4 separate regions of the Homo sapiens genome follow, and regions 1, 2 and 3 are each linked to region 4. Evidence: chromatin contacts called from ENCODE Hi-C or POLR2A ChIA-PET data. All regions are on one chromosome and are shown on one strand. Each heading gives the region's core, a stretch centred on a gene start or an enhancer-like site at or near the end of the contact. The rest is flanking DNA. Distances are from core to core; before and after follow the strand shown.

What was found. A loop is a pair of places that touch in the nucleus more often than their neighbours do. ChIA-PET counts read pairs that join two places held with the same protein, here RNA polymerase II (POLR2A). Pooled maps may share reads with other maps.
Region 1: a pooled map shows a loop between it and region 4 (4-fold over the local background). The contact joins two enhancer-like sites. A Hi-C loop is called at or near these places in 5 of 37 single-sample maps with no recorded cell type and 5 of 50 pooled maps. POLR2A ChIA-PET finds 5 or more read pairs at or near these places in 1 of 52 experiments (naive thymus-derived CD8-positive, alpha-beta T cell).
Region 2: a loop to region 4 is called in a pooled map, with 3 times the contacts of the local background. The contact joins two enhancer-like sites. A Hi-C loop is called at or near these places in 1 of 50 pooled maps. POLR2A ChIA-PET finds 5 or more read pairs at or near these places in 2 of 52 experiments (OCI-LY7 and activated T-cell).
Region 3: a loop to region 4 is called in a pooled map, with 4 times the contacts of the local background. The contact joins two enhancer-like sites. A Hi-C loop is called at or near these places in 3 of 37 single-sample maps with no recorded cell type and 7 of 50 pooled maps.

What each region holds. Positions count from the first base shown.
Region 1 is chr4:152,662,496-152,665,195 of GRCh38, reverse strand. All of the region lies in intron 1 of TMEM154 (transmembrane protein 154), which reads left to right. Among named protein-coding and RNA genes, the nearest start is that of TMEM154, 16 kb to the left of the region's middle. RefSeq lists enhancers at 1,363-1,442, 1,533-1,602. Within about 2 kb of position 1,360, at least 4 of the 41 ENCODE cell types and tissues checked have a DNase peak (open chromatin) inside an H3K27ac peak, as active enhancers do.
Region 2 is chr4:152,849,097-152,851,796 of GRCh38, reverse strand. All of the region lies in intron 2 of ARFIP1 (ARF interacting protein 1), which reads right to left. Among named protein-coding and RNA genes, the nearest start is that of ARFIP1, 70 kb to the right of the region's middle. RefSeq lists enhancers at 541-1,199, 1,086-1,380. Within about 2 kb of position 1,301, at least 11 of the 41 ENCODE cell types and tissues checked have a DNase peak (open chromatin) inside an H3K27ac peak, as active enhancers do.
Region 3 is chr4:152,695,800-152,698,499 of GRCh38, reverse strand. No RefSeq gene overlaps it. Among named protein-coding and RNA genes, the nearest start is that of TMEM154, 17 kb to the right of the region's middle. RefSeq lists enhancers at 1,257-1,306, 1,337-1,566. Within about 2 kb of position 1,444, at least 6 of the 41 ENCODE cell types and tissues checked have a DNase peak (open chromatin) inside an H3K27ac peak, as active enhancers do.
Region 4 is chr4:151,886,364-151,889,063 of GRCh38, reverse strand. All of the region lies in intron 2 of LOC127898557 (a long non-coding RNA gene), which reads right to left. LOC102724700 (a long non-coding RNA gene) reads left to right here. Exons shown (of 5, transcript NR_188364.1): 4 at 486-573; 5 at 1,301-2,118. Among named protein-coding and RNA genes, the nearest start is that of LINC03074, 68 kb to the left of the region's middle. Within about 2 kb of position 1,368, at least 2 of the 41 ENCODE cell types and tissues checked have a DNase peak (open chromatin) inside an H3K27ac peak, as active enhancers do.

The DNA of each region.
Region 1 (2,700 bases), core at 111-2,610, 780 kb before region 4:
CTCGATTACCCAGGCTAGAGTGCACTGGTGTGATCATAGCTCATTCAGCCTTGGACTGGACTCAAGTGATCCTCCTGCTTCGTTCTCCCTAGAAGCTGCACCCTCAGGTATTTTGATGTAACTGAGTTTGGGGTATGGTGTGGGCATCAGGTTATTGAAAGATGCCTCAGTGATTCTATGGGCAGACTAGGCTGAGAACCACTGGAAGACTTCCTGGTTTGTTTTTCTCTCCTTCTTCTAATGCTAATCAGGCTCTTCATTATATACAGGAGAATGAAAAGGAGTCAGGCTTTTGGGTGTGATTTCTTGATCATCCTGAAATTCAAACATGTCAGTTACTCCACAACGCAGGGAAGAGTTTGAGGGCTTGACATCTGACATGTTTTCTTTCATTTTACCATCTTAACTATAAAATTGTTTAAATAATTTGCACATGGAGTTCACATAATTGACAAATGAAAGAATGGGGCATCTGACTGTGGTCCAACATACTTCATGACATCCTGAGTTTAGTAGCATTCTCTTGTCATTGTTTTATTTCACATTGTATTACTAATGTGACAGTCTTTCAGTAAGTTTATAATACTTTCTTCTTCTAACTTTAAAAGCTAGAGCTTGGTTGCAGTTTTATAACATATTTTTGTGTTTATTAATTAAGCTTTAAAAAAATTTTACTTTAAATTCCAGTGTGCAGGTTTGTTACATAGGTATATGTGTGCCATGGCGGTTTGCTACACCTATCAACCCATCATATAGGTTTTAAGCCCTGCATGTATTAGGTATTTGTCCTAATGCTCTCCCTCCCCTTGTACCCCCCCGCCACGACAGGCCCCAGTGTGTGTTGTTCCCCTCCCTGTGTCCATGTATTGTCATTGTTCAACTCCCACTTATGAGTGAGAACATGTGGTGTTTGGTTTTCTGTTCCTGTGTTAGTTTGCTGCGAATGATGGCTTCCAGTTTCATCCATGTCCTTGCAAAGGGCCTGATCTCATTCTTTTTTATGGTTGCATAGTATTCCACGGTGTATATGTACCACATTTTCTTTATCCAGTCTATCATTGATGGGCATTTGGGTTGGTTCCATGTCTTTGCTATTGTAAACAGTGCACGTATGTGTTGGTTGCACATTTGTTTCACTTTCAGAAAAAGAGAAGTTAGCTAGTTTGCTTCCTGGAGAAGCAGAGTCATTTCCATTTAGTGATAATGCCCTGAGCAGGGATAATGGGGACACTGTGCTGCCCAGCTGTTGGGGCTGCCAGGCGTTACCTCAAACATTTCTTCCCATTTACAAGGATTTCCCCATACATCCTCACCAGATGTGTGAAAGATGAATCCCAGATGTGTCTGCGTGAATATTGTCAATAAGTATTTGTAAGTGACTCTGTACACTGTGCAGTTTATTATCAAGTGATCTTAAGATTTTTGGATAAACAATAAAGTGAAGTATTGCAGCTTAGTTTCATCATTCACATGACTGACCACTTCCATTATCTCTTTAAAATGCTACATTATCTGACCAGAGAGAAAGAGAACTGGTGAAACGGAGAGAGACTTCCTGGGAGAGTTTGTGTTGCGGTCACTTGAGATGACTGTGACTTGGCCACCTAACAGCAGGGGCTTCTGCCAAATCTGCAGCTTATGAGGCTACCAGCCTCGGCCCTCACACCCAGTGATCTGGGAGTTTGGTCCCATGCAGGGCATGAAGCCACGCAAGACTGACCTTCACACACCTTTCTGCTTCTAACCTGTTGTGTTCCTTATTTCTTCTTTTCTATTCTTTTGCTTGTTAATGCCTCTCTCTTTGCCCTCTAACCCTGTGTCCTATTTCTGTCTTCTGTAGCTTTGCTAGTTTTACCTCTAGCCCCACCTCTTTTACCCTGAAATATGCCCAAATTTAGATAAGGAAGTAAAGTAGCAGTAAAATGAGGAAGTTATACCAGGCAGATTAACCTTCTGGGGAACAGCAGAGAAACAGGCAAGTACAGAGATGGGGGAAAGAGAACAGGTGATGGATGAAGAAAATAACAAAGACACAAATACCTGGCCCGTGTATGGTGCTTTATGGCTCCTAAAGCATTTTAACAGTTCTTATTTCATTTACTTTCATATGAACACTATGGGCTAGACAGAGCAGAAGGCCTACTTTTTTGGCTTTTAGGAAATGGAGAATTAGAGAGGGAGGGAATTCTTCCCAGGCCCCAAGGGTGCAGAGGGCAGCAGCCAGTCTCAAGCCTAGCTCTTCTGAATTCAAATCCTGTCTTCCTTCCACGATGCTATGGTTATGTCCTTGGAGTCCTGGAGCGCAGCACAGGGAAGTACCCCTGTGTGTTCTGGAGGGTTCACCTCCAGACTTATTTCCTGAAAGAGAGTTCTGCCTTCCTCCACAGTGGCTGGACTCCCAAAGTTGTAAAAGGTCACTTTCACCCAAGAAGCCCAGGATGCCGCCCGCAGGAAATCTCCATGGACGATTATGGGCCTTAGTCAGTGTTTCTTTAAACACAGTGGTTTTAGGGGGCCCCATGTCCACTGCATTAAGAGTGGCTGTTAACCCATAGGCCATGGGAGGGACACCTGTCATGTTTTGGGGGAAATCCCTTGAGCTGCCCTCCGCATCCATACTTTTGTGGCCTTTGGCACCTCCTCTGGTTTCCACCTTGTTGGTGTACACTTCTGATTTTCTTCCTAACTCTTACCTTGTCA
Region 2 (2,700 bases), core at 52-2,551, 960 kb before region 4:
ACACATGAAGAACACAAAATGTTCAGTAAATTTGTTTTAAAATATATATCCTTGAGAATGTCCTAAGTCTCACTCCTCTTTTGCCCTTGATGACTGAACTTGTTTCCCATGTCTCTAGTACTGTCAGTCCCGCAATCAATTCTTCAAACTAGACAGAGACAGTTTTCTAAAATGTGAACCCAACTGAGACACTCCCATTTTTATAGCATTTAGTGGCTCTCCATTGCCTTTTAGGTAAAGACTAAACTCTTCAATATGGTTTTCAAGGTTTTGCAGGATCTACTATCTACTTATCTCTCTAGCCTCATTTCTCACACACCTGCCCTCACATTCTCCATTCCAACAACATGAATTTCCAGTTCTATGGTCTCACACTTCCTTCGGGTTGTTACAGTTGCTTCTGATGAGAATATTTTTCACCCTTTATCTGGCTAGGTCATCCTTCAGACCTCAGCTTATATAGTAATCACTCAGGTAATCTTTCCATGCTCCCACCAGTACTCAGACCATGCTATACTTGGCCTAGCACAACATTTTTCACATGGTATTAAAATTAATTTGTCTATATCCTCTCTTCCCATTCCGAAGACCATATGCTAAGATCAGGAAGCTTATCTATCTTGTTCACCACTTGTATTCTTGACATCTAGCAGAGTGTCTATTACTTCATTTGGCAAGAAATTTTCTCAGTAACATCTCATGCTTCAAAAGGGACAAAACCTTCCAAAGCATCTACATAATAAATTTTTTAAAGAAACAAACTAAAACACTTATGTTAAATGTTTGATGAATTCTGTTAATTTAAAATCTCCTTTGTTAGTTTAACAGTTAGCTGTCTATAAAAAGTATCTGCCAGAAGCAAAGCTATTATTACAACAGCCTCCACATCCCCAGTTCTGTAACACTATTAACCCCCCTTAAGTGGCCTCTCTGCTTCTCCACAATTATCTTGAGTTTTATAAAACTGATTATCTTCCAACATTCTACTTATCAATATTCTATTGTTAGAAGGCAGGGTCAGCATTTTCTAAACTCTCTATTGGTACTTCTAAACAACCAGTTCTCAAACCTTAATTTCAGTAGGAATCACCTGAGGATCCTGTTAAAAATGCAGATTGCTCTTAGCTGTGTGGTGATTCTCACTGAGTTGGAATGTGAAGCCCAGAAATCCGAATTTCAAAACAAGGAAATCAGGTGATTCTGATGCAGGCGATCCTTAGTCTATTTTGAGGAACTGTTGTAGAGAACTGCTTTCCATTCTTGTGCAACTCTGCCCCTACCCAACCCCCCCGTTTCCTGTGTGTCACCTTCCTCACTGCCCTCGTCCCCACCTCAACATTGTCATCTACCTTCTTTCCAGTCAATTTCAAATATTTATTGAAGACTTTGGCACATCTAGGGCTTCTGCTTTATCCCTAACTCTCACCATTAAACTGGGTGTTTCTAACCTTTTGCATGTTGGTGGGCACATTTTCAGGAAATGATTATAGATGTTCAGTTAGCAATTCCTTCCAAGCTGATATATTCGCTGTCTAGGCTGAAAGTTTTCACCGATCATTAAAAATACAGTCCACTAATGTTATGGTAGGTAGTAAGTTGCTATATTTTAAAATATAAATTGTAAAACACTTAAAATCTGTTCCATGAGCCTGCCTACCTATGCTGATGCAGAATGACAGGGGATAGTAATAATGATATGTAAAGGTATGTGATTTTATTTTCCCTCCGTATACTTGCAGAAATGCGTAAAATTGGTAATCTGGATCAGGTTTGGGAATCTGTAGTTGGACAACATGCCAAAAAAGTGTCAGGGCAGATAAAAGACATTTTAGACTTAGTATAACCCAATCTACACCTTAGTCTCAGATTTCATTAACATCTTCATTTCTAATGCCTTTCATCTTTCATACCCCATATTCCACTCAGGCAACCTAAACTCAAATTGCCACTCTTAGACCTTGTCATCACTTCGGAAGCAACACTTCTAGATTCTCACTTTAAATAAGTTTAATAACTCACTTTATGATCACAATATCCTCCTGTATCTTATTCCATCTAATCAAGAGAGTAAATCTAACATTTTTATTGATTTTTTTCCATTTACCACCATACACACACACACCTGCCTGCCACAGACACACAATTTCAATCTTCTTTTCTCCCTCTCTCCCATTCATTCAACAATATTTAACAAGAACTTACAAGTACCTTTTGGTGGTTCACTGCCTACCCTCTTGGCCTCACCCACTTAGTCTAGATTCTAAGTAGTTCAAAAGCTTGAATCATGTACCAACTTGCATCAAAGAAATACTGAATTCATTCACATACTATCACTGTGGAAATATTTATATGTATCTACATTCAAAATAATTCCTTCAAAAAATTTAAAAACGACATATTCCTAATAGCTTTTGTTTATAAATAACGACACACTCTCAGATTATAATTTAAGACAGATAAGCCTTCAACCTTTCATTATGAATTGTATTTTCAACAAAATTCCTCCAAGAAATAAAAAAAAACATATTACTAATAGCTTTTGTTTATAAATAAGGGCACACTCTCAGATTATAATTAAGACAGATAAGCCTTCAACCTTTCATTATGAATTGTATTTTCAACAGGACTCTCAATCCAGAATTAATTTAATGTATGTGTATATTAAAAATATACTTAAAATTTTAATTTGTAGTAATAGTA
Region 3 (2,700 bases), core at 195-2,694, 810 kb before region 4:
GGGCTAAAAATTAGGGTGGATAGAATACAAGTTAGGGAATGGATCTAAAATAGTTGAATCTGTGATGTCAAAAAAATATATAGTTTGGAAGCTGAATATTCTAGTTGTTTTCCTAGGAAAGTTGTGTAACCCTTTTGAGCCTCAATTTCTTCCTCTGTAAAATGGGAATAATTGTTTCTCTATCAGAGTGACTGTAAACATAAAATAAGGAGTTATACAAGACTCTGAACACTGCCTGTCATAGAATAAGTGCTCAATATTTCTTAGTTCCCCTGCTCCACTTCTACCTCTTTGGGTTGTATTGCTCTGGGAAAGTGTGTGGAAGCGAGGCTTGGACTCTGCACTGTGAGTGGACTTGTGTGCTAATGTGTTCTGATAACACAGGGGCCAGTTGCTTGGAAGGTGGTCAGAAATTAGTGAGTTTCATGCAGATGATTTTTCAAGTTAAATAAAACTTCTCTGAGTCTGAGGTCTGAATGAAAATTCTCTGGGTTTGAGGTCTTACTGAAGTGTTTTCCTTTCACAGCTCTAGTTGGCTGGCAGGTGTGGTATAACACAGTCATTCTCAGAGTGTGGTTCCCAGACAGCAGCAGCATTACCTGGAGCTTGTTGGAAATGCAAATTCTCAGGCCCCACCCAAGACCTACAGAATCAGAAACTCTGGGGCTGGATCCAGCAATCCGTGTTTCAACAAGCCCTGCAGGTGATTCTGATCTCAGAGATTGACTAGTGTGGCAAGAGTCCTGGAAACCCAGAATCCCTAGATCTGGAATATACTCTAGCTTACCATTCACTGTGGGGCCTTGGGCAGGTCACTTCCTTCCTCTAAACCTTCATTTTCTCACCTGGACAATGGGAAGATAATATCTTCCTCGTGACCTCAAATGATTGTTTCACAGGCCCAATGAGTTTAGAAAGGAGAAAGACATTCAATTAATGTATTCTAGAAATGGAATGTATACTTACTATTCTTGGTTCTTAGGCAGGGCAATGTAGAAAGCATCCCTATGTGATGAAGAATGGTTCTATTTTGATCATTGAAAGAAGAGTCTGTGCCCTCCTTGGAAAATCTCACTGGATGCTTTAACAGCCACCGTGGTAGTTTCTCCTATGCAAACCTAAATCCCTGTGCAAGGACAGTCAGTATCTCAAAATGTAAGGATGATATCAGTCACTGGGAAAAAAAAAAATTCTGGCAAAGTAAAAAACCCTTAGACATACAGAGTAATGTTTATTATTTGTTCTCCTTTTTCAGTCCTCAGTGAAAATAGAGAACAGCAAGTCACCCCTTAGAGGTGCACACCCCTCATCTACATGAATGGTATTACGTTGTCTCAGCCCTCCTTTCTTTCCGGCCGCACAGTTGTGCTTTCTTTCACCTCTGCTCAAAGGCTTCATTGTGCTCCCCTTTATTAGTCATCTTGGTTTCTCTTCTCTGAACCATTTCCAGTTTCTTTAGCCACAGCCTCCTATGACGTTCAGTCCTCTTCAGTTCTGGAGCCCAGCATATACTTATTAGGCTGGTGCAAAAGCAATTGCTGTTTTTGCAATTAAAAGTAATAGAACCATCAGAGAGGGTGACCACCATCAGAGAGGATGACCTCATGGTTCTAGCACACTCCACGGACAAAGCACTGCCCTGATGCCTCAGATCAAGGCTATGGCTCCTGGAGAAGCACTGGTGTGGATCAGTTTTACCCTAACTTCTCTTGTCATTCATGTTTTATTTTCATTTCCCTTTGTGTACCATCTTTTGTTTGTGTCTAATGATCTTTTCTATTCTCCCAACTTCTTTGATTTCCTAAATAGAAAGTAAATTTAATATATTTATATTTGCACAGATATTTAGAATAAATGCTCATAAAAAGATTGGAAGGAGAAACACCAGTATCTTAAAAGTAATTTTCCTTGGAAAGTGAGATTACAAGTGATTTCATTTGTTTTTTTCTTGCTTCTCTGAATATTTAAGTTTTTCGATGGTTGACACATCTATTGTTTAATTAAAAAAAAGAAAAAAGAAAATTGGAAAATTAACTCTTAGCATGCTCACAAAACAAATAAAATATAAAATGCTTGTGTTCAATGAGGTCTCATAGACCCACATGAAAGTGTCGTCTCCTGCAAGACACAAAGCTGTGCTTGGTCATAGGACTGTTCAGGACTGTCTCAGTTTTAGCCCTTGGAACTAGGCAAACCAGGACAGGTGGTCGCCCTCTCTCCCAGCCCCCTCCATCCTCTTTTTGTCTGTTAAACCGCCATGGCTGCTCACTGGTCTGTTAGGGCCCATCTCTCTTGTATCTTGCTTTGTCATTTCTAGGGAAGTTCAGCTCAATTGAGCCTTGAGGTAGGAAGACACCTCAGGAACAATATTTGTGTCTGCTGGTTCAGGTGAGGCTTAGCGGGAGTCAGAAGGCAAATATGAAGAAGCAATGGAACCAAGCTCCCTACCAGGGAGAGAGGGAGAGCAAAGCCTTTGGGCCACCATGAAAAGATGAAGGTCCAGTGGAAGAATCAATGTTGCTACGGGAGCTATTGAGAGTGCTTTGTGGACACACCTCTTGAGAGCGTGAAGAGAGAGTAAGCAAAGTCCAGGCTTTCTTCCCACTGACATTATTTGGGAACTTTTGTTACCTGTATTTCTCTCTTCTATTTTAAATATGTTATATTTTCTTATCCAGAGATCTGAGTTTATGAATGTTT
Region 4 (2,700 bases), core at 119-2,618:
TTGTGGGCCATGCATGAAAAATCAATAGCAACAAAAGTAAGAAGGTTAGTAACAATGGACACTCATGGACAGCCGTTATCCTGCCAGGTATCGATTTAGACATATTACAATGGATTATCTCCTTTAGTCACCCCTACAGTACTCTGAGGCATATATTATTATCCTTATCTTACAGATATGGAGATTGAGCCTTAGAGAGGTAAAGTGATTTGCCCAAAGTCACACAGTTAATAAGGTGTCACACCACAACTAGAAGTCATGTGTGTCTGCCTTGGAAGGCTGAGCTCACAACATCAAACCTCAGCCTCTTGGTTCAGGGGATTTCCTTCCTGCGTGCAGTTTTCTTTCCTCTCCACTAGCCTGTTGAACTCAGAGCCTGTGTTCACTCTTGGTTTCCCAATGCATATGGAAAAATACCCTCTTTCTTCACTAAATTAACCAAAACCCCCCATGGTGCTACTCACACACCTACTCATCCTTTGCAGGTCTGACTTCTCTCCTGGAGGCTCCCTCACTCTCTTCTGCCAGAAATGAGACCCGGGGAAAAACAGCGGTATCATCTATATCCCTGCTGTACGTGAGGTCACTGAATTCCCCTGATCAGTCCCTCTCTCACAGCTTAGCATCTAGACTTCACGGTCATGGCCTCTTCCCCTCACCTTGTCTGGCAGCAGGGCCGGTTCACACCTTGCATGTGTTCCTTCATGTTTTAGCTCCCAGAGGTAGATGGCAAAATAACCACAACCCTTCTTCTTCCTGCAACCATGCCCTTGAAACATGACCCTGAAGCCCCTTTCATCAAGAGGTAGAGTCTGTTTCCCTTCACTTTGGGTCCAGGCTCGCCTTGTGACCTGCTTTGACCATTAAAATATGATGGAGTCATATTTTGCCCATTCCAAGCCTAGGCTTTAAGATTTCTTACACACATTCACTCTCTTTCGAGACCCCTATGTCTGCCTGGGCTAGCCTGCTGTGGGAAAAGAAGCTATTCGGAGCAGAGAGGCATAGCTCATTGTCCCAGCCAAAGCCTGAGACATGAGAGAGCCCAGCCAAGATGAACACAACCACCCATCCACCCAACACACCAACACCACTGACTGTGGGTGCCTGACAGAGCAAGCTGTGCCCAGACTAAATTGATGACTTACAGAATCTTGAGCTAAACAAATGGTTGTTCATCTTTTTTAAACTACTAAGTTTAGAGATTTCATAGCGGTATCTAATACACTACCCTTTTCTCACTAAGATATCAACAATATCTACATTTGAGTAGCAATCAGCTAACTGCATTTTATTCTAGAACTTCCTGTACTGCACATATTGGAGGACTCAGTCACCGACTTGCCTGTGGTTGCTATGAGTCGCCTACAGAACTGAAAATGGGAAGCAGAACTAGGCTGGTTGTACTCCTAACCACAAGGACACTCTCCTCCTCAAATGAAAAGGCTCTAATTAAAAGGCAGGAAAGATCAGGTATCTCTGGAGTTCACTTTTAAAATTGTCAAAAAAAACCTCAAAGTCGCTTTGCTTCTGACTATCCATACATTGGAAGACTAATTAACTATGACAAGCTGACCAGTGGAGACCATTTTCATAAGGATGACACGATGATGGATGGGTGCATGCTGTTACAATGTCATTGCTAAAAAAGACGTGATGAGTCCAAGTTCCAATTACTAAGATTCATATACAATACAGAGGTCTTTTTCAAGCCACAGAACCCCATTGCAACAGGCTGACGTGTCGTCTTTTCTGTATTTAAGAGACACATTCATGGGCCGGTGACATACTGAGCTATGCATGCTAGGCCTTCTCTGCATCTGGCAGCTGGAACGAGACACAACTAAGTCTTGTTGCTTCAGGGCTTTGGGTACCAAATGAGGCATTAGCACAATAGAAACACCCAACCCAGAGCAATGTTTTCCCATCTTCAGACTTGGAGGCCAAGAGGCAATAGCAAGGACATTATGTAGATATTTATACAACCATTTAAAACATAACCACTCAAAAATGTCAAAACCATTCTTAGCTTACTGGCTGTAAAAAGTAGGCAGCTGGCTGGATTGGGCCCACGGGCTATAGTTTGCCAACCCTTGCCTTAAATAAACAAACTTGTTAGATTTCTCACTAGTGTTATATTTCTGCAGCTAAAGTTCTCTTAGTTACAGAAAATTTCTCTTAGGTACAGAAAATCTGGTCACAAGAAGTTTGAAAAATAAATTAACATAAAATTATATACAGTCACATATTACTAAGATATGTAACGTATTATATTAGTATATGTTATTATAATATACAATTTTATATTATAATAACATATGATATATATTAATATATTACTTGTATTAAATTAATATATGGATATAATAATATATTAATATATAAATATGCTAATATATTTTATATCAATATAAAATATACTATAGTAATCAATTATATACAGTAATATATTAATTATTATTTGTTTCAGCTAAAGTCACAAACTGTTTTCTTTCCTTCACACAAAAGCTAAAGCTCCCTTATATGGTTCCGGATGTTTCCACTAACTCACGGCTTACCTAAATCTCTCAGTTTTGTAAAACAAAAAATACTCCCTTGTTTTACAAAACGGGGAGATTTGTCTAAAAAAAGCAGCAAACAAACACTGATTTCATTATTGGAGGTGGATGGAAGGAAGAATTTTGCAGTCTCCTATTTTTG